Regions from separate parts of the Homo sapiens genome. Here all the other regions are linked to region 4. Evidence: chromatin loops called from intact Hi-C (ENCODE). Cell type or tissue: endothelial cell of umbilical vein. All regions are shown on one strand. Region 1 overlaps CCDC192 (coiled-coil domain containing 192). Region 2 overlaps CCDC192 (coiled-coil domain containing 192). Region 3 overlaps SLC12A2-DT (SLC12A2 divergent transcript). Region 4 overlaps SLC12A2-DT (SLC12A2 divergent transcript). Region 5 holds the start of LOC124901059 (a long non-coding RNA gene). Region 6 overlaps CCDC192 (coiled-coil domain containing 192). Region 7 has its middle 120 kb from the start of SLC12A2.

Region 1 (4,000 bases), 170 kb before region 4:
AAGAGGCAGTGCCTTGGAGTGCTCCTCACATCATTACACGCAGGCAGCCACTGACTTTGCCTAGGCACCGGGCCAGCTCTGGCAGGAGATTGAATCAAGGCTATTTGCATGTCTGTTTTCAGAACATTAAGTTTTGTCTACCCATCCAAAGTGAGGAGATCAATGTAATCATGCAGAAAACTTAATTTCTAAAAAAAGAAGAAGAAATGAAACATCTTGCTTTCAATTAAGTATGAATTTTATTTTCTGTAAAGTATGATAACTCCCATTTTATTTTCTGTAACGTTTCAATTCTTCACTAAAACACTAAAGTATACTTAGAGAAAGTGCTTAGAAAAGATACTTTAGTGTTTTAGTGAAGAGTTGAAAATTTCTCTTATGTGTTTTAAGAGTAATGACAAAACCAGAAAGACATAACTACTACACGGCATAGTGTCGGGTAATGTCATTTCTATGTTATGTCCTTGGATCCCCACAGTAGTCCTATGACATGAATCTAAGGCTTAGAAATGTCATGTGCCAGGCAATTGGGTAATTGCCACGGTTTAAAGTATGTGGAAATACCCAGAAATTTTAAACAGTGCTGGCAACTTTGTGTTGACGCTCTTCTATGAATAGCTCCCTGGTTATTTCTAATTCTCATTAACTTGGAATAATGCAAGCCATTCAGCAATATGATACGAATAGATATTTCCTTTTCAAAACATTGCACAAATACATGATTTCCTCCCTCTTTCCACCCGGTAGGAGAAGTAGGAAAAGAGCACGGTAATAGGAATTTACCTCCAAGCTATAAAGCCTTCCTATCCTTTCAGTAATCACCAAAGAGAGTTCCTAGTTACTAAGGAGACCATAATAGACTGCATTAGATTCAAGTATGACATTTGGGTTGCCTGGCTAGTGAACGCCAAACAGCAAGGAAAATATTATTGTTGCTGAAATCATTTGATGTCTATGACTAATAAAAAACATGTTGGCAAATTGAATTGTTTGAAATGCCCAAAGGGCTTGGTTAAAGCTATGAATTAATAGCAAAGAGCAGTTCTTTCTGGAGAAAAGAAAAAAAAAGATGAAGATGTTGAACTATTTTTAAATGTATCTGAGTAATCAAAAGGTCTCAACAGAAATGTTAGACAGCCAATCTAAGTCTTTTATCCAATTTTTAATTTAAATTTCATTTTCTCCTCCCTTATAGCTAAATAATAAAGTGATATTTTGGTTCACATTATCCTTGAATTCTAAGGGACGCACAGGCTTTGTTAACCTTCTTATCTAGCTTCTCACAAATACCAGAATTATCTTTAAAGTATACCAACTGTACCAACCCTGGAGGCTTTGAGGGCTGAGATGTCCATTTACTCATGTGCTGTGCCCCTCGGGGAGCTGGAGAAAGCCAGAAGTGGAAAGAGTTGAGGGAAGCCCAACTTCCAGTGACCTCTCAACCCAAGTCCCACAGGTCACCAAGGGCCTGCCTGAAGATGTCCATCCAGTCCCTGCTTGATCTTTCCCAGAGCAGGAGGTCTTTGCCAGGATGCATCCTATCCTGTTCTGGATGCAGCTCTGATTGTGTGGAGGGCTCTTTCTCATGTTGTGCCAACATCTGCCTCCTCATGGTTTCTACCCATTGTTCTTCATGTTATCTTGAGAACAACATTGTTTGACTCAGCTTCCTCTCCTTTTGAATAGTCCCTTAGGTAACTAAAGTCAACTGCATGACTGCCCTGTATGCTGTAATGTCTTCTCCAAACTAAATAGTCTCAATTTCTTTCTCAGATTATAAGGTAAATATACAAATATATAATAGTAAGAAGAGACAGAACATATAATCACCATAAAAGACAGACAGCAAAGTGGTCTGGTAATTGAATATTTTTTTAAAAAGAGTTAAAATTTGTACCTAGAAAGGTGAAATTCTTAACTGATATTGAGAACCCCTGTGTCTGTCCACTGAGTTCCTGCATTCTATCCATCAAATTATTCCATCAAAATGAAAATGTAGCTTGGTAAGACTTTTTCTTAGTGACAGACACCATGCCAGCTCCTAGTGACTGTTCATTAATTCTCACCTCACTGCATTTATTTTTTCTTGTGTTTATTTACTGTCAATGCATACTTTGAGAAAAGTTTCTGGAAAAATACATATCTGCATATGAATAGTTGTGACATGATTTGAGAATTTGAATACCATTTATTAAGAATTAAGGGAGGGGCAATGTAAGGAAGATAAATCTTCAGTTCTTTCTCCCCCTAATATCTTATAATGAAAAATTGCAAACATACAAAAAAGTTGAAATAATTATATAGTAAACACCCATATAACTCAAAAACTAGATTCTATAGTGAATATTTTACTATCTTCGGTTTAACACGTATCTATTGTTTCTCTATCAAACTGTCTTATTTATGCATTTCAGTGCAACTTGCTCTCATCAGCACACCTAGTCCTTAACATTTCAGCACACATATTATTGTTAGTTCTTTTTGGACACTTTCTAGCACTCCCTTCACAATCTCTCTTGCCTCATTTTCCCTCATTCTCTCCACTTTCTCAATTTTCATTTCTGTGCCCTTCCTCCTACTCTATATCTCCAAAGTTCTAAATTGTAAAAAGAAAGTGTAGAAATTTGAGCATGGAACAGTATTGAAGTGGAAAAGGTCAATGGTTACCATCCAGGACCTCACAAGGTGCTGTCACCACAGGCCTGGGATAGATGAGATCCTCATGAACAAGTTGATCCAAACCAACTCACCAGAGACAGAGGTATATATTAAAATGCCAACTTAATAATTGAAAAACACAGCTGTCCAGCTGTCAAATACCCAGACATATTTCTTGGTCAGCTTGGTCTCTCCTGAATTAATCTACATGACAGGCCAAATTATGAAGGCTTTCAGTGAATGGAGGCTCAGAAGAAGGGAATTCATTAGAAGGTCTTCATGACTTGGAGGCAGAGACTATCAGCCTTCATGTTTCAACAGCTGGCCAGCATCGTGTCTGACACCCAGAGGATGCATTCTAATAATTAGTGCCACCTCTTTACAAGTACTGCCATGAAAACCAGGCCTCTGTGTTGTGGCTCACGGTACCTCTCACCTGGATTGTGCTGGCTGAACCCTGCCTAATTCTACCCTCTAACTCCCCTTAAAGAAGTTCCATGACTACCATTCTCCTTCGAGTAACACATTTCTTTTAGCCATGTTCATGCCATTAACTAAGCTTTAGTGAAGTGCTGATCTTCCTGTTTGGGGTCTAGAAGATAACCTGATCTGGGTGACCTCCCAAAGGTTTAGATCTCATAAATCATCCAGATGATGTATGTAGTTGTACTGGCAACAAAGCAAAAAGTGAAATGAGGGGTCTTTGAAATGAGAGGCCTGTTTCTATTTAAGACCATTTTTGATAAATTGATTTTACTGGTGTTACTCTCAAAGAGGAGAGTGGTTCCCTACTGCCTGAGTATAGTGCCTTCAGAGGCCAGGGAAGAATATGATCTTACCTAGTGAGCAAAAACCATCCCTTCCCTATCTCAAGATTTATGTCTGATAAGAAATGTTAGTAGATTATTTTCCCGGCTTCCTAATTACCAGCCCACAAAGACTTGGCAAGGTGAGCTCTTCAGTGGAAAGGTAGCTATACAAAAGCAACACGAAAGCGCAAATGCAACACCTTTCACAACAGACAGCTTCTCCAAAGTTGCAGATAAATCCAATTTTAATGAATCAAATCTACTCTGAAACCCTAAAAGGAACTTTCGAGTCATGAAGTCTCGAGGTGAATCCTTTGATTATGTAACAAGTTCCTAATGCAGTTCTCCCAAAGATTTCGATCTCATAAATCAAATTATTTTAGAGTAAGGCATTCCTGTTCATTACTGCTTAAAAACCATTCTTATGCTTGACGCTTTCTTACCCTTGACACTTTCCCTGTATGGATCCCATACTAAATATCAGAAAACACCAGCGTTTGGTGGTCGTATCACACTTTAGAGTGTATTTGAAA
Region 2 (4,000 bases), 150 kb before region 4:
TTTAGAAAGGATGCACAAAACCAAATCCTGCTGGACAAGCAGGAGACTTCTGTATGAAGGCACAGCATTTATTTCTGGCCAGTGGGATAATGTTATATGTATCTAATATGTATATTAGATATATACCTCTGTGCATTATGGTAATCTATGTGTATATGGTAATTTACTATGGTATTCTAAAGATACACTGGCTTGGACCAGATTACCCTACTATGCCTCTAAATTCCTCAATTAAATAAAGCCATAATTTGATATTTGCCAAAGAACATATGATTAAAAAGAAGAAATGTAAGAGGAACAGCATTCATTGCTCCTTAGTTGCCTCGTATGCAGTTGGATCCCAGAAAAAGTGTATTATTAACTCAGGCAAGCATAAGAAACAGGTCTGGCAAGACTGAAAATGTTACTGCTCTTCTGCACGTGCTTTTCTTAATCCCAGAAACTGTGGCTATAAATGTCCCCGACTCCCCAGTTTTCCACTAAGACCTGGAAGTCCTGCCATGCCAAGCTATCATCTGAATCTGGGCACACCAATAGAGCATCTGCTCCATAAAGATGGTCAAGACATGTTCCGGGGCTACTTTTTTCCCTGGCTTTCCTGGTAAATAAGGAAGGAGCCCCATTCCTATTCTAGAGAACTTTGAATAGAACTTGGCAAACAAAGGAAGGAGGAGCCCTCAGTCACAGACTGAACTTGTATTATTATACAGTTGACCCTTGAACAACATAGGTTTGCATTGTGCTGGTCCACTTATACCCAGATTTCCTTCTGCCTCTGCCACCCCTGAGATGACAAGACCACCCCTCCTCTTCCTCGTCCTCCTCAGATGCTGAGGATGAAGATCTTGGATCCATTTATCTACTTAATGGATACTAAATATGTTTTCTCTTCCTTATGATTTTCTGAATAACATTTTCTTTTCTCTAGATGACTGTGTTATAAGAATACAGTATATGATACATATAACACATAAAATTTGTGTTAACCAGCTGTTTATATTATCAGTAAAGCTTCTAGTCAACAGCAGGCTATTAGTAGTTCAGTTCAGTTTTGGGGGTGTCAAAAGTTGTATGTGAATTTTTAACTGTGCAGGAGGTCAGAAACCTTAACCCCTGTGTTGTTCAAGGGTCAATGGTAAATTGATTGATTGTAACTCAAAAAGGTAGATTGCTGAGGCCAAGGAAATGAAAGGATGCAAAGAGAAATGGCAAGAGAAATAGATGTATGCTTCAGGAATGAAAGAAAACAAGAATTGTTACCAGTCTTCAAAGGCAGAACAAGTACTTACAAGACAGATCAAGGGGATAAAACTTAGCTCTATAGAATCTCTATGTTATAATCTATATTATCTTAACTCTTAAAAAGGCTGGGTGTGGTGGCTCACACCTGTAATCCCAGCACTTTGGGAGGCCGAGGCAGGCTGATCACTTGAGGTAGGGAGTTTGAGACCAGCCTGGCCAACAGGGGGAAACCCTGTCTCTACCAAAAAATACAAAATTTAACTGGGTGTGGTGGTGCATGCATGTAATCCCAGCTACTCTGGAGGCTGAGGCATGAGGATCACTTGAACCCAGGAGGTGGAGGTTGCAGTGAGCCGAGATCGTGCCACTGCACTCCAGCCTGGGTAACAGAGAGAGACTCTGTCTCAAAAAAAAAAAAAAAAAAAAATCCCCAAATGTATAAGGCAATAGGATGGCAAAATTCTTTATCACACTAGGCTGTCTATAATAGGATTCTGACTTCAGGGAAATGTGTCATCCTCTAAGTTGACTCACAATACATCAACCTATTTGAAAAACAATGCCTTCCAGTCCCTTTATCCCAGCTGACCAGAACAATTTTGATGGCTCTTCAGAGTAAATAGGTTTTTGTAACTTTGGATGACTGCCAAAACCTCTGGAAAATTTCTGACAATATGTAGTTAATTTTTATTTCATTTTTGTAAGGTTTTGCCACAACCAGACATTATTCATTTTCATTTTAAATTATGTGTAACATTAATTAATTCATAATTTTTATTAACTATTTTTTTTTTTTTTTGAGACAGAGTTTTGCTCTGTCACCCAGGCTGGAGTGCAGTGGCACGATCTCGGCTCACTGCAAGCTCCACCTCCTGGGTTCATGCCATTCTCCTGCCTCAGCCTCCCAAGTAGCTGGGACTACAGGCGCTCACCACCATGCCCGACTAATTTTTTGTATATTTAGTAGAGACAGGGTTTCACCATGTTGGCCAGGATGGTCTTGATCTCTTGACCTCGTGATCCACCCGCCTCGGCCTCCCAAAGTGCTGGGATTACAGGCACGAGCCAGCGCGCCCAACCTTATTTACTATTTTTTAAAGATTAACAAGCTTTCAACATGAGAACTCCTTTAAAATACATATTTTTAATTTTCAATTTTTAATACCTTATATATGTATTGTGATCGTATTGTTAGATCTAAAAGTCAGGACAGCCGGGTGCAGTGGCTCCCGCCTGTAATCCCAGCACGTTGGGAGGCCAAGGTACATAGATCACTTGAAGTCAGGGGTTCGAAACCAGCCTGGCAAACATGGTGAAACCCCACCTCTACTAAAAATACAAAAATTAGCCAGTCATGGTGGTTGGTGCCTGTAGTCCCAGCTACTCAGGAGGCTGAGGCAGGAGAATCACTTGAACCTGGGAGGCAGTGGTTGCAATGAGCCGAGATTGCGCCACTGCACTCCAGCCTTGACAACAAAGTGAGACTCTGGCTCAAACAAACAAAAAAAAAAGTCAGGACATCTCTTGACATAAATTCTCACGTATAAATTTACATTCATACTCAAAGATATTTGAAATCAGGACCATGCTCCTGAATACTAGATCTAGTATCACTATACTTCTAATTCATATAGGATTGCAGGAGAAAATGGAAATGCCACGTTTATTTAACTGTTCTCATTTATGGATGTTAACCACTAAGTGTCATGTAGTCATAGAAGCAAAAGTTAGAATTGAACATACTAATTTTTAATAGAATGTACTTAACTCCACAAATCTAAGACACTGTCAAAGAAATTGAGGGAAATACACAGCTGACTACTCTGAATGTGAGAATCAGTGCCTAGTTTTATTAACTGTGGCAGAAGAAGACAGTATTTAAACCAGACCTTATATAATCCATCTATCTTGATGCTATAAACAAAATTTCCAGATACAAGGGGCTAATCTTTTCTTTTTCATAGCCATAACTTTTCCTTGTAAGTCCCAAGAGAGAGTCAATAATTGAATTTCAGAAAAGATGACCTTCTTTTGAGGTTGTTTTTGATCTGAAGCCAAAGGGAGGTAATTTATTTAGCAGAAGCTGTGGGTTCTAAACAAAGATACATATGTGGAAATAATGGCAAACAAAATAAAGTACCTTAATTTATTCATCAATAAAGCACTACCAAGATGCTAAGAATTCACATCAGAATAAATGCTCATGGGAATGGAAACTGGTTTGAGGTTTTCTTTTTTCCTTTTTCATGAGCACATGCTGCTGAACGCTTTTACTTCTATTATATAAAAAAGCTTTCATCCTTTGAAAACATTCCTGAAGAAAACTGATAGATCTACAAGTCTTCTGTTGCCTCAATTATATCAGCTTTCCTTTTGGTTAATTTAATCTAAGGCAATAAATAAGTAAATACTCTTATCCCTTTTAAATGACTGATTTCTCATGCATATTTCTTTTTTTTTCCTTTTCTTTTCTTTTCTTTCTTTCTTTTTTTTTTTTTGAGACAGAGTCTTGCACTGTCCCCAGGCTGGAGTGCAGTGGCACCATCTCGGCTCACTGCAACCTCTGCCTGCCAGGTTCAAGGAATTCTCCTGCCTCAGCCTCCCCAGTAGCTGGGCTTACAGGAGCTCGCCACCACGCCCTGCTAATTTTTGAATTTTCAGTAGAGATGAGGTTTTACCATGTTGACCAGGCTGGTCTTGAACTCCTGACCTCAGGTGATCCACCCACCTCAGCCTCCCAAAGTGCTGGGATTACAGG
Region 3 (4,000 bases), 50 kb before region 4:
GGATTTCAAAAAGTGAACAAATGAAACTCAGATTATGTTGGCAGTCGTAGAAGGGGCTTCAATCATAAACAGTTGTGAAAGTTTTGGTGGTAATTTGAATTTAATAAATCTTTACTGAACAAAGCTTGCAAGAGTACAGTTCAATGTGGAGTCTGGTCAAATGGCATTTAAAACGCTAAAGGAAGTGCTCCAAGAAGGGAGAGTCCAAGGACTTGGGGTAGAAAGAACAAGGCAAAGGCTTGAATCTGTAATGTCTTTGAGTTTTTTTCATTTCCCTTATCCATAAAATGAAGTATTGGCCAAAGCAGCATTTCAAACTATTTTTTGGGGGGTGGGGGTGGGGGCAAGGAACAGAACACTTTTGTATTCCCAAAATGAAATCTTATGAAAATCTCACTATTTACAACTGATAAAAGCAGTATTTCTCTGATTAAAAGAGGTCAAAAGCCAGAGCTCTACCAGCTCTGCTCCTTGGGCAATACTGCAGCCTTCCTCGGGATGTCCCAGAGGAACCCGAGGCCATGGAGAACACTCCTCAAAAACTTCCAGCCTGGATCATTTCTAAAGCCTTTTCTACTCTAAAATACATAATTCTCATTTACAGATGTAACTCATGAGAGTCAGCCTCAGTAAGTGTAGAGTACAGTTAGAATTCAACTGAGGAGAAGCAAAGAGGAGCAGCATTTATTACACTATTTACATGTGCTACACATTGTTTAAGCCATTTTAATACCTTACTTTGTTTAATCCTCACAACCATCCAGTATTTTTAGCTCCATACAGGGAGGAAACAAGGAGATAAGGAGCTTTCCAGAGGTCACACAGTAAGTACTGAGCAAATTCTAACAGATTTGCCTAATTGGAAAGGTCACACTGGGTAGGCCTAGAGCACAGTGTCCTATTAGGGGAAAGGGGATACAACAGTAGTACTTCTGGGGGCTGATGGGGAGGGTAGTGGAGGACACCAGGAGAGGGTGGGTGGGAGGACTTCCAATACCAGCTCCTCATGCTTCCCAGCTTTGTCAGGGACTATGCCTTCTAACAGTCTATTTGGGGAGCTAAGACTATCACATGTGGAACAAATTAAGGAAAACATAGGCAGCATGTAATTAGCTGTTTAACCACATGGTATATTCTAGAATTTGAGGAGCTTTGAGGTTTTTTTGTTTTGTTTTGTTTTGTTTTTTTCAGAAATGATTATAAATTTGCACTACTCTTGTTCCATCCTCTCCAGATACCTGGTTGTGGTCAGTGTCTGTGGTCAAGGCAATGCGAGGCACATCCAGCATCCCTGAGCAAGATGTGCTCAAACACATGTACGCTACAATGTTCCCATAACATCTGCCTCCATAGCATCAGCAACTGACCTAAATGCCTGCCTTAATGGGCAGGGCTTTTTTGCATGCTAGATGTCCAGGATGCTTGCTGTCCCTACTTGTAATTTACCATTGCAGTTGTTATTTACATTATTTTCCAAGTAACCAATTCATAGAACAGCCAGACAAGAGCTGAGTCATCTTGGAAGAGAGCCCAAAAATCTCCCCTGCACAGCAAGCTTTACAAAAAGATCATCCTTTGTGGAATGCAAACAAAATGGCCTCCACAATTTATTAATGTTCCCAAGAGCTGTGATTATGAATCCAGACATTTTAACAATGTTGAATCTAATTATGCCAGGTGAACAGAGTATCTATCACAAGTTACTCCAAACCATCCAGAGGTACAATGTAAGCCTCTTGTTTTTACAGGTTCTTCTGTCAAACCTAACTGAGAGCATTTTGTCTTTTGAGCTAGACTAAGGTTAAACAAGATTTACACTGAAGGCAGCCACAGCAATCAATGACTGATGCTTAGACTAAGCCAGGATGCATATGTTTCAGAGTCATCACATTCTCCAATTTTAAGAAGAATAAAATATTGGCATATTCCCAATTCAACATATTTAATTCAACTGCTGTTTGTTTTCAAAGGAAATTTAAAACAATAGCAAAGAAGGAATTCACCAATACTAATTCTATAACACTAAAAAAAATTTCTTTTGTTTTTAATTATACTTTAATTTCTGGGGTATATGTGCAGAACGTGCAGGTTTGTTACATAGGTATACATGTGCCATGGTGGTTTGCTGCACCCATCAACACGTCACCCTACATTAGGTATTTCTCCCAATGCTATCCCTCTCCTAGTCCCCCCACCCCGACAGGCCCTGGTGTGTGATGTTCCCCTCACTGTGTCCATGTGTTGTCATTGTTCAACTCCCACTTATGAGTGAGAACATGCGGTGTTTGGTTTTCTGTTCTTGTGTTAGTTTGCTGAGAATGATGGTTTCTAGCTTCATCCATGTCCCTGCAAAGAACATGAACTCATCCTTTTTTATGGCTGCATGGTATTCCATGGTGTATATGTGCTACATTTTCTTTATCCAGTCTATCATTGATGGACATTTGGGTTGGCTCCAAGTCTTTGCTATTGTGAACAGTGCCGAAATAAACATACGTTTGCATGTGTCTTTATAGTAGAATGATTTATAATCCTTTGGGTAAATACCCAGTAATGGGATTGCTGGGTCAAATGGTATTTCTCGTTCTAGGTCCTTGAGGAATAGCCACACTGTCTTCCACAATGGTTGAACTAATTTACACTCCCACCAACAGTGTAAAAGCATTCCTATTTCTCCACATCCTCTCCAGCATGTTGTTTCCTGACTTTTTAATGATCACCATTCTAACAGAATAGAAATCTCAATAGAGATTTGCATATCTCTATTGACCAGTGATGATGAGATTTTTTTCATATGTTTGTTGGCTGCATAAATGTCTTCTTTTGAGAAGTGTCTGTTCATATCCTTTGCCCACTTTTTGATGGGGTTGTTCGTTTTTTTCTTGTAAATTTGTTTCAGTTCTTTGTAGATTCTGGATATTAGCCCTTGTCAGATGGATAGATTGCAAAAATTTTCTCCTATTCTGTAGGTTGCCTGTTCACTCTGATGATAATTTCTTTTGCTGTGCAGAAGCTCTTTAGTTTAATTAGATCCCATTTGTCAATTTTGGCTTTCGGTGCCATTGCTTTTGGTGACTTAGGCATGAAGTTTTTGCCCGTGCCTATGTCCTGAATGGTATTGCCTAGGTTTTCTTCTAGGATTTTTATGGTTTTGGGTCTTATGTTTAAGTCTTCAATCCATCTTAAGTTAATTTTTGTATAAGGTGTAAGGAAGGGGTCCAGTTTCAGTTTTCTGCATATGGCTAGCTAGTTTTCCCGATACCATTTATTAAGTAGGGAATCCTTTCCCTATTGCTTGTTTTTTTCAGGTTTGTCAAAGATCAGAGGGTTGTAGATGTGTGGTGTTATTTCTGAGGCCTCTGCTCTGTTCCATTGGTCTATATCTCTGTTTGGTACCAGTACCATGCTGTTTTGGTTACTGTATAGCCTTGTAGTATAGTTTGAAGTCAGGTAGCATAATGCCTCCAGCTTTGTTCTTTTTGCTTAGGACTGTCTTGGCTCTGCGGGCTCTTTTTTGGTTCCATATGAAGTTTAAAGTAGTTTTTTCCAACTCTGTGAAGAAAGTCAATAGTAGCTTGATGGGGGATAGTAATGAATCTATAAACTACTTTGGGCAGTATGGCCATTTTCACGATATTGATTCTTCCTATCCATGAGCATGGAATGTTTTTCCATTTATTTGTGTCCTCTCTTATTTGTTTGAGCAGCAGTTTGTAGTTCTCCTTGAAGAGGTCCTTCACATCCCTTGTAAGTTGTATTCCATTCCTAGGTATTTTATTCTCTTTGCAGCAATTGTGAATGGGAGTTCACTCATGATTTGGCTGTTTGTCTGTCATTGGTGTATAGGAATGCTTGTGATTTTTGCACATTGATTTTGTGTCCTGCGACTTTGCTGAAGTTTCCTATCAGCTTAAGAAGATTTGGGGCTGAGACTATGGGGTTTTCTAAATATACAGTCATGTCATCTGCAAACAGAGACAATTTGACTTCTTCTTTTCCT
Region 4 (4,000 bases):
AAAGAAATATGATTGTTCTACAAGATTTCTTTCAAGTAATAATAGAAAAAAATAGCATCAGTTTTGCTATTGTTGTAGGAGTAGTAGAATTAACAGAAATTCATCAATTGCCTCATTTTTTTTTCTAGTGAAAGGAGATGGCCAGCATTCAAGAATTTGCAGAGGCTACTACAAGGAAGTGCAGATTCTTCTCACAGTTGTTTCTTTTCTCACGTCCAGGAGAATTCAGCATTGCTTAAGCATATTTGCCCCAGGGTCTAGATGACAACTGATTGGAGTGATGTTTGCCCTATGCTTTTCAGACTTGATTAAAATGACTAGTGGAATGAATGTGTGCTGTGGTTGACAGCCTTCTAAATTTGATAAAGAAAACTATAATTATATCCAATCTTACCTGATGTTTTAAACAAAATATTTACAGTGTGCAATGAAGATATCTTTGTCCTTTATATGACCTGTAAGATGGCTTAGAAATTATAGCTTAACTGGATGCGTTGATATGATTAAATATATACTTAGTTGACTACCTAAGAATTGCACAACAAAAATGAAAATGTAAGCCTGTGTTTTTTTTTTGATCTTCCCTAAGAATCACTTATGTCTGAATGTGAATACAATTTTTAAAGTAATGCTCGTTAGAAACATAAAAATAAGAAAAGATACTGTATTTTATTTTCACAGAAAAGTGCTTCTATAATTTTAAATAAATGCAATATGTAGGGGACTCATCCAACTCTGTATCAGAAAGGAGACTGAAGAAACTGGAATACAAAATGCATCTGTTTATCCTGTTTTCAAATATAGTCAAAATTGAGGTCTTTTATGTAGATTTTAATCATTTTTAGTATTTTAAATTCTTCCTTAAATTTATCTTTATAGCCCAAATCTCTCTTGCCATGATTTGGATCCAATTCCCATTTTTCACCTTTAACAGAGGCAAATCAGTGGGTAGTGTCTAAAATACGTGATAACCTTCAATTGAAAAGTAACCATCAGTTTACAAATATTTTGTATTTTTAAGGATGGATCTGCTTCTATTAAAATTAAGAATGCAGGTGAAGGCTCAGGACTGTCACTCTGTTTACAGACTGAGGTATGGTTAGCTCTCTCTCATGCTTCTTTATAGTACCCAATGATAATCACTAATTACTAATAATAACTACTTTATTATCATTTCCCACTATTCCTTTATTGAATGAAATGCAGATGGGTGGTGAGGTGTGGAGGTAATTAACACTCTCACATGAAAGTCCAAAGGTAGTCAAACATGACTGCCACTTAAATCCCATTGTCCAGAAGGGAATTACTTGGCCATACCCAGCTGCAAAGAAGGCTAAGAAACATAGCTTTGATATGGGGCAGCCATGTACCCAGATGGACACCGGGACTTTGTTAATACAGACTAAGCGGAAAATGGATTTGGGGGAGCTACTAGCAGTTTCCATTACACTCCACTCCACACATTTTAACATTGTATTAATAGTCAAATCCATTGTGCCTGGGTTAATCTCATATGGACCTTCATTGTTTTCAAACTTCTGAATTATATTTCATGCAGAGAAAAAAGAAATTGGTGTCAAGGACAATACAGAAGAAAAAAATTCTAAGCATCAAGTTACCAAGAATTTATAATTAGACATGCTCATAGTATATTTTAGAAGTGAAGAAAAGTATGACAAATTGAACTATAGGAAAATCTCTTAATTTAACTAAGAGCTTGGCTCTGATCCTTTTGTCAGTGACTTGTGCAGGATCTCAAAATCATATTAAGTGTGGCATTAAAGAGATAGGGCTCAGTCACAAACTTAGCTTTGTTTAGGAATTCTAAACATGGCCAGACCACTTCAAAGTGCTTCACAAAAGATGTACAATTACTTAAAAAACTAATGCAATCTGTGGTCCCAAGATAAGGATTGAAAGCAGAAGGAAACAAGTGAGTCATTACAACTATTGGCTTCTATTTTTGATGAGATAAAGGAATTGCCTGCTTGAGTTCTAGCTGCTTCCTATGTGAATATGCACAAAGAATGTAGGTGTGGTAAATAAAACAGAAGAAGCTATTTTAATACATTTTCATAATATTTTGCATGTAGTTTTAGACTGGGTTCATTTGATAAAATCTGACCTTCAAAATAATTACATAGTAAATTTTTAAAATTTTAAACAGACAGTTCTTATTTTTGCTAAAATAAGTTCTTGATTTGGTGGCCGCCAAACTCCTATTTGCATTCTATGTCATATGACTTAAATTATCTATAATTAATCTTTCAATATTTAAATATTTTCTTTTTCTTTTTGGCTAGGACTATTGATCATATAATAATTAACACTTCCAGGCTTTGGGGCTTTGTATAGCAGTTAGGGAAAAAATATATATAAAGATGAATCTTTTTTCTTCCTTCAAAATTTTGTGCCTTTCTGATTTACTGTAGCCTGGAGCAGAAGGTCACTGTCTGATCCTCAAACTTCTGATTGTTCACATCTTCATTTTGCTGCTACTGATAGACTCGCCTTCCTGGTCTCCGTACATTTTGACTTAACTCTTTGTGTCTTTTGTGAGCATACACACATAAACCTGGAGGAATGTTTTAAAAAGATGACTAATAGCTGGGCGCGGTGGCTCATGCCTGTAATCCCAGCACTTTGGGAGGCTGAGATGGGTGGATCACAAGGTCAGGAGATCAAGACCATCCTGGCTAACACAGCGAAACCCCATCTCTACTAAAAATACAAAAAATTAACTGGGCGTGGTGGCGGGCACCTGTAGTCCCAGCTACTTGGGAGGCTGAGGCAGGAGGATGGCGTGAACCCGGGAGGCGGAGCTTGCAGTGAGCCGAGATCACACCACTGCACTCCAGCCTGGGCGACAGAGTGAGACTCTGTCCCCACCACCCAAAAAAATAAAAAAATAAAAAAAGAAGACTAATAGTCAGAATGGTAAACACATATCTGGGATTTCCAATAAGGATATCCTGTGACAAATTTAATTTAAGTTCAAACTAGGAATCTCTACCAGCACCTAGCAAATACATTGGACAATGAGGGTTAATAGACAGGAATGACAAGTGCTATACTGCTGAATTTTATGCTCAGTGTTCACCACTTTTTCTTTAATGGTAATAACAATATCAATAGCTAACATTTTTTGAGCATTTACTAATGTATGGACACTGTTACACATATCTTATCCATTTGCTAATTAAATCCTCTTAACAATCTACAAGGCAGGAATCATTTTCTTCCCAATTTTACTAATAAGGTAGCTGCATCACAAAGAGCTCAAGAATTTGCCCAACATCACATAATCAGGATGTAGCAGATGGGAAATACCAACATAGGCAGTCTCATACTAGAACCCAGGCTCTTGCTTAGCACAGGGATCCATCTTCCTCTTTTGTTCATGACCTAAGCCATAGCTGCAAAAGGATATTTCTCCTAAAATAATTGAAGACACATTGGAACCACTTGTAAGTTCTGTAATTATATTTGAATAACATTTGTGTTGCTATTTCCTTCTCTGATAATTATCCTCTATTCTCTTTCCATCTGTATGGCTGTAATAGAAACATCCATATGACCCTGTCTTCTAGACCATAGTTTATTGAACCATGAGTGGGCATCTGACTCAAGATGAGCCACTGAGATCTCTTCTAGGCTATATGGTGTAGGTAGAGGTTTCAGTTTTCGCCTATCTTCTTGAACAGCAAAAATATAAACTTGGGCCGGGAGCAGTGGCTCACACCTGTAATCTCAGCACTTTGGGAGGCTGAGGCGGGAGGATTACCTGAGCTCAGGAGTTCAAGACCAGCCTGGGCAACATGGCAAAACCCCGTCTCTACCCAAAATACAAAAAATTAGCCAGGTGTGGTCGTGCACACCTGTAGTCCCAGGTAATCAGGAAGCTGAGATGGGAGGATCACTTAAGCTTGGGAGGCAGAGGCTGAAGTGAGCTGGGGTCATGCCACTGCATTCCAGCCTGGGTGACTCCATCTCAAAAAAA
Region 5 (4,000 bases), 130 kb before region 4:
GCTAGAAGTGAAATTTCTAGGTCACATGGTTGTTCTGTTTAATTTTTGAGGAGCTGGCACATCATTTTTCACAGCTGCTGAACCATTTTACATTCTTATCAGCAGTGCACCAGGATTCAAATTTTCTCTACATGTTTGCTAACAATTGATATTTTGAGGGTTCTTTGGTTTTTGTTTTTTTGTTTGGTTGGGTTTTTTTTCACGATAGCCATCCTAACAGGTGTGAAGTGTTAGCTCATTTTGGTTTTGAAAAAAACCACATCTTTATACTACTGAAAAGCTCTACCACTACCTTGTTTGAATTTGGAAAAAGTTACAAGGAGTCATATCTGTGAACAAAGTCCAAGAAACCCACAAGTTAGCCATAATTTTAGTGTCTACAGAGACTAAACAAATAAATAAGAGCAGAACAAAAAATAAAATAATTCATTTATATAGGGGTATTTTTTTCAAATTTTATGTTTTAAAACAAACTGAAATGTTTTATTTTACCTAATTTAAAACTTCAGATTTGGGTTATAAAGTTATCTCAAGTAATTTACATTGAAAACAATTTTGCATATTACAATTCTTCAGTTATTGTGATCCAATATTAGTATCAATTATAGTAATTTTAGATATAAAAAACTATTCTAATTATTTATTTCCTTTCTCAACAGAGAGACTAATATAAATAGATGTTAAAGTCTGACATCTATTCAAAGTTTTGCTTTTAAAATAAATGTTAAAGTCTGACATCTATTTCAAAGGTTTTGCTTTATCTTAATCAGCTATTTCAAGTAATTAATGATTTTTGCCTCGATTTTACTTCAAAAGGGTTTAAATTTTCATTATATCTGTCTGTTACCAGTGGCTGAAACTGGTAGAAGTAATGTAGCTCACATAACAAGATTTATTATTTATCAAAAATTAAGTCATCAAAAATCTTTGGTATGCTGGTGACTCTTCTCTCAAAACAAAACCTACAAAAATCTTTAGCCGGTTTGTAAAATTAGTTGAATCCATATGAACTGAAAATCCAGATATTTAATCTGATAACCCAGAGCATTCTGCCTATCTAGACCAAATAGAAATGGTGCATAAACTCTTTAAGTCATAATCAGGTTGTAATAAACAGGCAGTGTATTTGTGAAGGAAGGAAGATTATTGCCTACTCAGGGTTGGTACTTTCTAAGACTACAACCACAATTTAATGGTTTTGGATAAACCATTAAAGATTGGCTTAATGCCATTATCGTGCTCACCTGTAGAGGACCCATCTCATCTAATGTCTCGTCTTATACACACACAGACCACACACATCTCACAGCTTGTTCAGCACTGGGACAGCTAACTTCATGCTTTTTTTTGTTTCCAGATAGATGATTATTTTGGAGGGGGAAATGCTCAAAACATACTAATAATCCAAACACATTTATTTCCCCTGGTCATATAATTTAACAGCTCTTTGATATGGGACAAATCAGTTTCTCCCCTTAGGAATTTAGAGGTCTACAGGTTCTTACTCAGAACTAAATGAAATACAATTATATGAACAGGGTTTTTCTAAATCTTAATTTTCAAAGAAGTGTAAAGGGGTATTATTCTTAAAGTAATACTATAAGTCATTCTTTTACTTTCCCAAAACAGAATAAAAACCTCAAACAAATTAGATTAGAAATAAAGTTTAACATCACTTCTTCCTGCTAAAATATAATCATGTTGGCGTTGTCACATGCTCAAGAAAAACTTAAAACTGTTATATTTGTACCTGAGTTGAATTTTTATACTGGTAGAACACTAATATTTTGAAATATCCTCTGATATGATTTATAGACTTGGTAATTTTATTTTATTTTTATTTCTCCCTCGCATTTCCTTTTGTCATTAAGTGTAAACCTTGTGGGAGGCTGAGGGTTACTCCTCAGGGTAGGGAAGAGTAAACACTGCATAGTACAAAGAATAACTGTTCAACTTTGGCATCCAAGTTGAGATTTTTAAGCTCTATAGGGAAATAATGGTTGTGAAAATCAGGTTTTGAGAAGAAAAAATGATTTTCTCAGACTCTCAAAATCATATCTTCATAGGTTGAGTTGCACAAAATTTTTAACATTCAACCATTTTTTGACCAATGAAATGTAACTTTATTATTGTTCAATTTATAGTGTATATCAAGAACTCAAGCTTGGAGAATTGGCCCTAGATTACAGCATGAAGAAGAAAGGGAGGTCATGTGATGTGATATAAAGAAAATGCTTACCTTTTTGTTGCTAGAAGGAGGAGCTGAAGAGAGAATAGGGAGAAAGGTCTGTGAAGGCAGACACAAGATCAACCCCTGGGCGAGAGCAGTGGACAGGGAGATACACACCCAGGTGGGTCTGGGGCCAATTTCACTGCCTCACCACACAGAGCCTGAGGACTTTTCAAGGCCCTTCACAATACCTTACGTTGACTGGCCACAAGTAGGAGCACTTCTGTTTCCAAACTGCAAGGACTGAGTTACCCTAAATGGGCAAGTTTAAGTTCACTTCTTCCCCTTGCTACTATGCAAGAATAGAAGATCAATAAAAAGAAGAAATCAATTAAATTTTGAGGTATTCCATACTAGATTTAGATAAACGTGTTCTTCAAAATGGGTTGCATTTAGGAAGAAAACAGACTTTTCCTATTTTTAACATGTTTGCTACTTTTTAACTTGCTACCTAATTTGCAGTCTTTTGTGTCCTTAGTATACAATAGTTCCAATATCAACAGCTGTAAAGTGACACAATTCATTCATTGTCACATTGCTAGTTAATGGAAAAAAAAAACTAGAAGCAACTTTCATATTTTCTGAGCTTGGTCCAGGGCACTTCCTAATAGCATTACTTTATTTTTAAGCTTTAGTTATAAAGTGCTAAGACAATGATGCACTGAAGTTTACTGGACTAATGATAAATTCTTCTTTTTAAAATTTTCTGGTCAAAATAGATGAATAGAAGTGTTCAAAGCTTGACAGAATGGTTTATATATATATTTTAATTCTTAAGGGAGACCACAATCTCAATTCATCTCTACAATGGCTTTTATTGCCTCTTCTATGAAAAGGAATCAATACAAGGATCAAATTTCCGTATTTTCAAAATGTGCTCATTTTAATTTGGCACAGTTTCCTCATTTCCTCTGTGGATGCCAAGAAAAGCACCTGTGTGAAAAAGGCTTATGTTAAACTTAGACAAAACAGGCCAAGTGCCTATAAGAAGATGAAAACAATCAGAATGTGTTGCAAAGAAAAGTTGACCTTTCTGAGCCTCCAAAGCCTCAGATTTGCATCTTCTGCATGAAGCTAGAGGCTAGACTCTTCCTGTCTTATTTATTATCTGAAAATAATATGTGCCTTTATGGCTGTCAAGATGATGAATGTAAAATCCTCTATCAACCTTTAAACAAGATCACTGCTTGGTGGGTCCTTCGAAGCTTTTGGCATCTTCACTAAATAAAAATTGCAAAAGCTCAACACACAAGAATGGGTGGCAGCTCTTTAGACTGGCTTCTTAAGTAAATTAACTAATACAAAGAATTCAGATCCAGATAAAACCAATGTGGCTGGCTTTCTCAGATCTGTGGGTTAGTGCATCCATCTTTACTAGCAAGTGATTGGTGCAATATAAAAGGAAACTTCCAGCTGTGCTTATAAATGGTTGGGTGTGTAGTTAGGGAAATCCATACAGCCATAAACTCCCAGTGTTGAATTAGTGATTGTTCAGAACTGAACAAATATGTAGAAGCGTAAATAACTGAATGTAGCACAATTCCCCAAAAAGTCCCATTGTTTCCCCGCTGCAGTAAACATGGAGATTTCTTTTCCCATGCAGGAGCCACAGGAAAGGTGGTATCCAGTAGTAAGTAGAGGACCACTGACTCTCCAGATCACAGTATTTCACATGACCCCATACACAGGCTAACAGCAGTGTCCTGCCAAAGTATAACCCATGGGGAATAGGCCTTTGAGGTTGTTTAAAAGTGGCAGACTGTGAGAGAG
Region 6 (4,000 bases), 180 kb before region 4:
AGTGAACATCAAGGCACTTGCCTCAGATTACTCTGCTGTTGATGGAGTTAGGAAAAGGACTTAGATTTTTTCCTGCTAGATTTCTTTGAAGCCTATGAAAGTCATTGAAATAACTGAAAAATGTACTGAGCGTGAAAACAGGTATGGAAACATTTTTAGTTGTTTTGATCTGCAATGAGTTTTAAGGGAGTTGTGAGTGGGAAATAAGAACCAGAAGGACTGGGTTTTTTTTCTCCAAGTCAGAGACAGAGGGAGTGCTGGAGCATTGAATGACTTGGTGCAGTTTGATACTTTGATTACTATTTCTTCATATCTACGCTAAGAAAGGAAGCTGCTATACTCCACAAATTCCTTAACTGCACTGCAATATTTATAATTTCAAAAACCTGCAATTCCTTTGCTTCAACAAATCTCTTTCTCTCTCAAGCTGAAACTGGCCTTCTACAGAAAAATGGCAGGCATGTTACATGGACCAAGTTCTCATGGGAACCTCCCCATCTGCAACATTCTGGAGTTACTGCCATCTCTACTTCCCCCAAAACATTCATGCTGGCCTCAGTGCCCTCATGGATACAAGCATACACATGCCCACAAGGACTCTCACAGCTTTTGTGGCCAGCACCTGGCTGTTACCTAAGATACTCTTTCAGTTGACAGTTGATCTTTATAGTTGTATATATCAGAACCAACCAGAAAGCCTAAAAGCCAAATTACAGTCTCATGCCCAAACTTCCCCAAACTCTGACTGAGTAGGATTAGAGAGAATCTAGAGCATGCGTATTTTTAAGAAACTCTTCAGATAGATCTGATGTGCAAATCCCAAACTATAGAACAATAGGGGAAACCTTAGCACCTCTTTTTCAAAAGAGTAGAAGATTGAAAGAAGTTCACCACTTAATTAGCTTATCTGATGGTAATTTCTTTTCTAACAGCCCCTGAATATTTATCATAAGGTTTCCTATTTCTTATACTAATGCATTGAGTTTTCCTATTTCTTATACTAATGCTTTGAGTGATGTCTGCTTGATGACTTCAGGCCTGGCTCTATCTGTCATGGAGGTTTTGCATTTCCCAATAAAAGCATTGTAAGTCACAGTGACAGTAGCATAGACTGTTCCTTTATTTAAAAAAAAAAAAAAAAAAAAGGAGGAAGGCTCTAAGTGAGACACAAAAGGAAAGCTTAACTTACAAATCTGTGATAGAAATTGTACTACCAGAACCATATAATAAGATCTGAGATGGCTTCAAAATGTCTTCCCACTTTAAGGCCTATGTGCCTCTTTGGCAACAAAAACAAAAAGTAAGTATTTTTGAAAAGAGAGAATGAAATTTATAATTAAAAGGTAAAAAGTTTCAGTTAATTTGGAAAAGGCAAGTATTGTAATTATTGTGCTACCATGATCACTACCTCAAGAAATGTCTTCTGCACAGTAACCAAGGGCTGGAAACAACCCAAGTGTTTATCCATGGATGAATGAATAAACAATATGTATACATACCATGGAATAGTATTCAGCTTTAAACAGGAAGGAAATGCTGACACATAGTACAACATAAATAAAGTGCTAGATTTGTAATGGAGTTAGAGAAGATGCCTTGCTGGAGAGTAAATTATAATGAGGACATCATGCCAAGTTAAATAAGTCAATCTCAAAATAAATACTGTGTGATTCCACTTATATGAGGTACCTAGAAGAGTCAAATACACAGAACTAGAGACTAGAATTTTAGTTGCCAGAGGCTGGAAGGAGGAAGAAACAGGTAGTTGTTGTCTATGGGTATTGGACAGTTTTGCAAGATGAAAACTTTCTGGAAATTGGTTGCACAACAATGTGCCTATATGTAATACTACCGAACTGTACACTTAGAAACGGTTAAAATTAACATGGTACATTTTATGTTATGCACTTTAAAATCACAATTAAAAAGAAAAAAAAGTCTTCGAGTTGAAAAGTCAAATTCCTTTGTGACTCAGAGTAACTGACATTGTTAGTTTAGATAAGGCACTATAAAACGGAAATTAGAGCAAGTAGAGGTCACTTTCAACTTTGACGCATAAAAACTGAGCAAAATTAAGGAGCATATTATTCATCTGTTTGTTCTTTTAAACAGTCAAAATATATGTATTTGTTGTGCATCTCCTGAGCTTTAGTTTTACAGAAGCTTGGCTGGCCTTGGGTCAGCCTCACTCTTACCTAGAAAAAATCAGAGTCAATCCAGGGTGTACCAAGGATGTATTTCTGGGCACCAAACATTTTCATATCTGAGTGGTCTTGTTTCAGGTCATTGTCGCTCCCACTATTACAAAGGATGATCAGAAAGTTTGAGTTCAAAACATAACTGATTAAATATGACTCACTTGAGTTTTCTGGGTCAGGACCATAGCAGGAAACTCACCATTTATCTACATTGGGAAATCCTCAAACTCCTCTTTATTAACAACTCATATGATTATTCCTAAATTTTACATTCTCAGACTCTGGGAAGTTGTGACACCACAAGTCACTAGTGGGAGATGAGGCAAGTGGTTTTAAGCCAAATCCACAAGTTCCCTCCCTACCTGCTATCCGTGCATATCTCCCAGAAATGAGCATGTGTTGATGGAAACAGGCTTAGAGGGCTACCAGATAGGATATTGAGATCTACTTAAAGATCCTTGCTTGGGAGTTCAGCTTCATGTGCTGTCTTTTCTGTGCTAGATTTGTAATGGAATTAGTTAAGACATCTTGCTGGTGAGTAAATTAACAAGATAGTCCTTGAATCCAACAAAACCAAAGAATAATCTGTATGTGATGATTTGTTTTAGAGCAAGGACATTTGTTTAGGCTTGTTAAAATATGCAATATGAAACTTACTAATATCTCCATAGTAAAAGTTCACATCACCACCACACCTTTCCCTCTCTCTCTGTTTACATGCTATTTACAAGTATCAAGTGCTTCTTTTATTGGGTCATGTCTTGGCAACCTAACCTTGCATACATATAACCCAATTCACTTGCAACATCACACTCTGAAATTAAACTTATGTTCTAAGGACTATTAAAAATAACTATATATAATGGCTGGGCATGGTGGTTCACGCCTGTAACCCCAGCACTTTGGGAGGCCAAGGTGGGCGGATCACGAGGTCAGGAGATTGAGGCCATCCTGGCTAACATGGTGAAACCCCGTCTCTATTAAAAATACAAAAAATTGGCCAGGCGTGGTGGCACGTGCCTGTAGTCCCAGCTACTTGGGAGGCTGAGGCAGGAGAATTGCTTCAACCCGGGAGGCGGAGGTTGCAGTGACCGGAGATCACGACACTGCACTCCAGCCTGGGCGACAGAGCGAGATGCCGACTCAAATTAAAAAAATAAATAAATAACTATATATAAATCTAAATATTCTTGTCTCTCCACCTATGAAACATGGCTTCATAACATGAACAAAAAGCTTCTCTAAATAGGGGAGAAGGATAAAACAAAAAAAGTAACTAAAATCACAGCTGAAATGTTGAGTATGAGAAATTAAACTTGATTTAGAGTGCAAATACTGCTTGAAGTTCAGACCATTTCCCCAGGTGCTCAACTACTTCCACAGAGCAGGACTGACACCTTTAAGTAAAGAAGTTTTCAGCTGTAGCAGACTATTGCTATTTTTTCCATCACCTTTCAAGGTTTGGGGTGTAGGTTGCCCTAGTGGTCAAGGACAGGTGCTTCAGGAAAGCTGAAGGGAGAGGTTAAGCTAATGATTGTCAGACTGTTAGACTCTAAGGTTTTAACTCAGAAAAACAAGGAGTGATTTTGTTTCAGTATTGGAAACATGGTTTTCTTATCATCAAATCGACAAAGACTACAGTGTCATCCATACTAGATCAGATATCTTCAGTACACATTTATAAAATTGTATGAATGTGGACAGAATTGGGAGGGACTATAAAATATGTTTGCAGTGAGACCCCCAAAGTGACCTTGTCTTGTAGCTATCAGGCAAATGAACTTGAAGGTAGTTCAGCTTTG
Region 7 (4,000 bases), 160 kb after region 4:
CCTGGTCATGAGTCAGACACTTAGGCATGAGGCCATTGACCAGGGTAAAGTAGTATCCCATGAAAGGCACACTGTAAATACTCATGACCGCCTTTCCTGTAGCCCCATCAGGGCAGGACTAGAATTTATAACCCCTCTCCAGGGAGAGCCCTCCAGACCAGATTAGAGGAAAGTACAGCACTCTTCAAGAAGCAGCTCAGAAAGACCTCCTCCAGGAAGTTTTCTCTGATGCCACAGGTCTGGATTAGGGTCCCTCTCTGCTGTGCCCCTCTGTGCTCACCAGCTTGGCCGTTTCATGTCCTCACTATGCTGGTGTCACCTGGTAACACACTTGAGTTACCTGGTTTTGTTCTGTGGTCTACACCAATCTGGGAGCTCCTTAGGGGTAGTAACCTTAGACAAGGCTTGCAACATAATCAGCAATTAATATTAATGTCTGAGTCAATGAATAAGTGAATGAATGAAGCAAAGAACTGGTTTGGTTTCTCTTATGAACACTATGGGTTGTGTAATAATTTTGTTTCCCACTTATTCATCACTGATGAGGGAAGGACTACCAAGAGATTATGGCAGATATTTAAGGTATTAGGTGAACCCATGGATCCCACTCCTACATGCTGTTGCTTCACTGATAACTGTAGTATAGTATCAGTACATTTGTAGAACTAAAGGGGAGTGCCAAAATATTTTAAAAATAAATGAATTTATCACTGTGAAAAAGCCAAATGAACCTCTGCTATTAATGCCTTATCTTGTCAAGTGTCTAAGGACTGTGTGACTCAAAAACCCATGCTTTTTAAACATTATGAATTGGGAAACTGCAGTTATTACTTGTGACTTTTTCCAACTAGCAAAGTCTTACTGTTTCCTGATGACACAGCTCAAAAGTCACCTTCTCTGTAAAACTCCTGTGACATCCCATCACCACACTCCTCCTGTAGCCCTTCCACCTGATCTGTTGGACGATCCCACTGTCATTTATTTGATTTCCCCATTAGATTGAGTAACTGACAATCACTTTCATACCTCTAGTGGCTTATCTTATTTGTGAGCAGCTTGGAGTTTTCAATACAGGATTTACTTCATGAAGGGATGAATGAAAAGATTAAATCTATAAAGGGGGAAGGCTGCTGGTGACAGGGGAATAGCTCAAAGGGGTTATAGGCATGGAGCATTATTAGGATTGGAGCTTTTTGGAACGTGTGACTTGGTTGAGTGTTCTAGTTGTAACAACTACACACTAATATGATTTGCATGGCATGTTTCATGTATGCTTGAATTCTTGAGACCTAACTTATAATAACCATTATTTCATTATTTCCTTCATGCTAAGGATTAAGGTTAATGATGATTTGAAGAGAGGATCATTTATTAAAGTGCTTATTGATTCAGTGAATACTTACTGATTATCTAGGGCAGGGCAACACCATGTGTAGTGGCCCTGGAGCTCCTGCGGACCCTGGCTCAGGAAGGTGGTGGGGGCTTGGTTTGAAATGCTTAAGTCAAGGAAAAAAAGAGAGGTAGTGTTTAGTTAGGTGTCTAAGTATTTGCTTAAGGAACTGGCCACCTGCTTGTCCAAGTTCAGGCTGTTATCTTAACTGCCCTTTAAATGCTTCTAGGTTGCTTTTATTCTTTGAGGATTAGTGAACAATTCAGTCCCACAGGTGTCTGCTGTTTTGAGAAAATAGTGCCGAAAAGTACACGAATGCGGGCAAATCCTTATTTGTTAAAACCTCCAGTCTTTCAAGAGATCCTTTTCCCAGACACGTGACTGAGGGTTCGCATAATCCCATTTCTGCTTAACCCGAGTCACTCCCAACTTCACACCAACAGAAGGATCCTAGGATAGACCCATTCATCCGTCCATCCTTCCTTCCTGCTTCCTTCCTCCCTCCCTCCTTCCCTCCCCTTCACCCCCCACCACCTGCCTTCGAATTAAACTGTAATCCTGATTTACTTCATTCCTTTCTTGTTTGACATTTCTCAGATTTCACGATAAGAGGGAAGCGAAGAAAAAAGCACGTGACTTGAAAATGTTTTTCTCTTTTTAAAGCCACATCTTTCTGCTTCATTTTGATTTCAGTGTAACTCGCCGAGTGAGGACTCTTGGCCCACGCTGGGAGCCCGCAGCCGGCATCCGCCACCGCCGGGCAGGTGTGCGCTGGGCGGGCGCGCGGACTCGCCTTTGCCCGGCCCGCGGCTCCCCCGTGTGGCCTGAGTAGGTAGTGATGCGAATAACATGCTTTGAGAAGTCAGAAGGCTGGCGTCTCTTCCTCCGGAGCTCACGGAGGAGTCTCTCTGGTTTCCTTTCTCAGAGGCAAAAAATTTCCAGTTGGTCTCAGGCTAACATGGACTCTGGCAGAGGAATTGAATGATGGCCGATTTCAAGAAAGCAAAACAAACTCCTGCCGGGGAGACAGTTTGGGGTCGAATGATTTCATGATGCCCAAGACCACTCCTGCCACACAAGCGAGGGGAAAGAGCGGGGAAGGTTCTAGATGAGCTGGATCCCCGCTAGGTGCCAGGCATCTGACATGCATTATTTAATCTTACTGTACCCCAAGCTAGATAGGAATAGTCACCTCATTTTACAGAAGAGGAATAGTCACCTCATTTTACAGAAGAGGAAACAGATTCTCTGAGGTCCGCAGTCTCAAAATGGTGTAACAAGGGTTCAAACTGTGACCAGGCTGACTCCAAATCCCATACACTTGGCATGACAAGACCTCATACAAGAGAGGCGTCTCGGTCCCTTTGTGTTGCTGTAAACAGAGTACCTGAGTCAGAGTAATTTGTAAAGAACAAAAATGTATTTATCACAGTTCCGGAGACAGGTTCAATGTCTAGGGAGGGCCCCCATCTCTGCTTCCAAGATGGCACCTCGAACCCCATCCTCACATGGAGGAAAGGCAAAAAGGACAAGAAGAGATGAACTTGCCCCCTCTAGCCATTTTATAAGATGCTAATCACCTTCCTATAGGATGCATGTTTAATCCTGTTGCACAGGGGATTCACTTTCAACATGAATTTTGGAAGGGACACAAACATTCTAACCATAGTAAGGTGAGGATCTCCTGCTCAGTTCTCTCCTTCTGTTGGAGATAGACGTCAGGCTCCAGAGAAAGCTGCTTATATCTCAAGTCCAATAACCTCACGTCTGCATGGCCCATCTGAGTTACATGAGTGTGGAGTGTGGCATTCTGATCTCTGCATTGCAAAGTATGTTGCGTAATCTCGAGAACAGTCCTATGAGATGATTTTTTTATTGGCAATTTAATCATAAAATGAAGAGAGAGATGAAGTCACCTGCTTAAAGTTCTGACAGCTAGCAAATGTGCATGAATTTGTCTTTTTCAGGTCTAGTGGTGTGAAATCAATTTTAATTATCATATCAAGTTGTCTTACATCTACCTCTGTAGACTAGTTTTGAAAAATTTGTTAAATGAGGGAGGTGGGGATCCTAAAGTTCCCTTCTAGCCCCTGAGTTCTGAGTTCTGGTTCTTGAGTGCTGTCACATATGTTTCTCCTCTCATCTTCCCAGTGCTGTAATCTGGGGGTACCAGGGTGATATGGTTTGGCTTTGCGTCCCCACTCAAATCTCATCTTGAATTGCAATCCCCATAATCCCCCCATATATAGGAAAGTGACCTGATGGAAGGTGACTGGATCATGGGGGCAGTTTCCCCCATGCTGTTCTGGTGATAGTGAGTTCTCACGAGATCTGATGGCTTTGTAAGTGTTTGACAGTGCCTCCCTCACACGCTCACACTTTCTCTCCTGCCACCATGTAAGATGTGCCTGCTTCCCCTTCTGCCATGATTGTAAGTTTTCTGAGGCCTCCCCATCAATGTGGAGCAGTGAGTCAATAAAACCTGTTTTCTTTAGAAGTTATCCAGTCTCTTTATAAATTACCCATTTCTTCATAGCAGCGTGAAAACGGACTAATGCACAGGGGTATAGAGTTTGGTGACTAGCCATTGGACACACAGGCAGTCTCTGC

What was found. Hi-C counts contacts between places; a loop is a spot of excess contacts. Peaks named below come from ENCODE experiments on the same cell type or tissue, not always from the same donor. Only the 100,000 strongest peaks of a DNase experiment are listed, where the experiment ranks them.
Region 1: a loop joins it to region 4, with 8 times the contacts of the local background. A loop is called at or near these places in 4 of 110 quality-filtered maps.
Region 2: it touches region 4 in a loop (10-fold over the local background); 4 of 110 quality-filtered maps call a loop at or near these places.
Region 3: a loop joins it to region 4, with 4 times the contacts of the local background. A loop is called at or near these places in 3 of 110 quality-filtered maps.
Region 5: a loop joins it to region 4, with 5 times the contacts of the local background. A loop is called at or near these places in 2 of 110 quality-filtered maps.
Region 6: a loop joins it to region 4, with 9 times the contacts of the local background. A loop is called at or near these places in 3 of 110 quality-filtered maps.
Region 7: a loop joins it to region 4, with 11 times the contacts of the local background. A loop is called at or near these places in 3 of 110 quality-filtered maps.

The regions. Positions count from the first base shown.
Region 1 is chr5:127,871,101-127,875,100 of GRCh38, forward strand. The region is part of intron 5 of CCDC192 (coiled-coil domain containing 192); the gene reads left to right. Among named protein-coding and RNA genes, the nearest start is that of CCDC192, 170 kb to the left of the region's middle. In endothelial cell of umbilical vein, no CTCF peak of the experiment used is centred here; DNase peaks (open chromatin) are centred at 71, 831 and 1,621; H3K27ac peaks cover 2,248 bases.
Region 2 is chr5:127,885,681-127,889,680 of GRCh38, forward strand. The region is part of intron 6 of CCDC192 (coiled-coil domain containing 192); the gene reads left to right. Among named protein-coding and RNA genes, the nearest start is that of CCDC192, 180 kb to the left of the region's middle. In endothelial cell of umbilical vein, no CTCF peak of the experiment used is centred here; a DNase peak (open chromatin) is centred at 1,821.
Region 3 is chr5:127,986,744-127,990,743 of GRCh38, forward strand. The region is part of intron 2 of SLC12A2-DT (SLC12A2 divergent transcript); the gene reads right to left. Among named protein-coding and RNA genes, the nearest start is that of SLC12A2-DT, 94 kb to the right of the region's middle. In endothelial cell of umbilical vein, no CTCF peak of the experiment used is centred here; a DNase peak (open chromatin) is centred at 1,528; H3K27ac peaks cover 990 bases.
Region 4 is chr5:128,036,937-128,040,936 of GRCh38, forward strand. All of the region lies in intron 2 of SLC12A2-DT (SLC12A2 divergent transcript), which reads right to left. Among named protein-coding and RNA genes, the nearest start is that of SLC12A2-DT, 44 kb to the right of the region's middle. In endothelial cell of umbilical vein, no CTCF peak of the experiment used is centred here; DNase peaks (open chromatin) are centred at 1,915 and 2,522; H3K27ac peaks cover 1,967 bases.
Region 5 is chr5:127,906,852-127,910,851 of GRCh38, forward strand. All of the region lies in intron 6 of CCDC192 (coiled-coil domain containing 192), which reads left to right. LOC124901059 (a long non-coding RNA gene) reads left to right here and starts at 2,309. Exons shown (of 3, transcript XR_007058925.1): 1 at 2,309-2,351. In endothelial cell of umbilical vein, a CTCF peak has its summit at 2,452; DNase peaks (open chromatin) are centred at 2,460, 3,220 and 3,890.
Region 6 is chr5:127,861,804-127,865,803 of GRCh38, forward strand. The region is part of intron 5 of CCDC192 (coiled-coil domain containing 192); the gene reads left to right. Among named protein-coding and RNA genes, the nearest start is that of CCDC192, 160 kb to the left of the region's middle. In endothelial cell of umbilical vein, no CTCF peak of the experiment used is centred here; DNase peaks (open chromatin) are centred at 1,658 and 2,018; H3K27ac peaks cover 2,929 bases.
Region 7 is chr5:128,199,318-128,203,317 of GRCh38, forward strand. No RefSeq gene overlaps it. Among named protein-coding and RNA genes, the nearest start is that of SLC12A2, 120 kb to the left of the region's middle. RefSeq lists a silencer at 2,113-2,292. In endothelial cell of umbilical vein, a CTCF peak has its summit at 2,215 (motif pointing left); DNase peaks (open chromatin) are centred at 24 and 2,214; H3K27ac peaks cover 425 bases.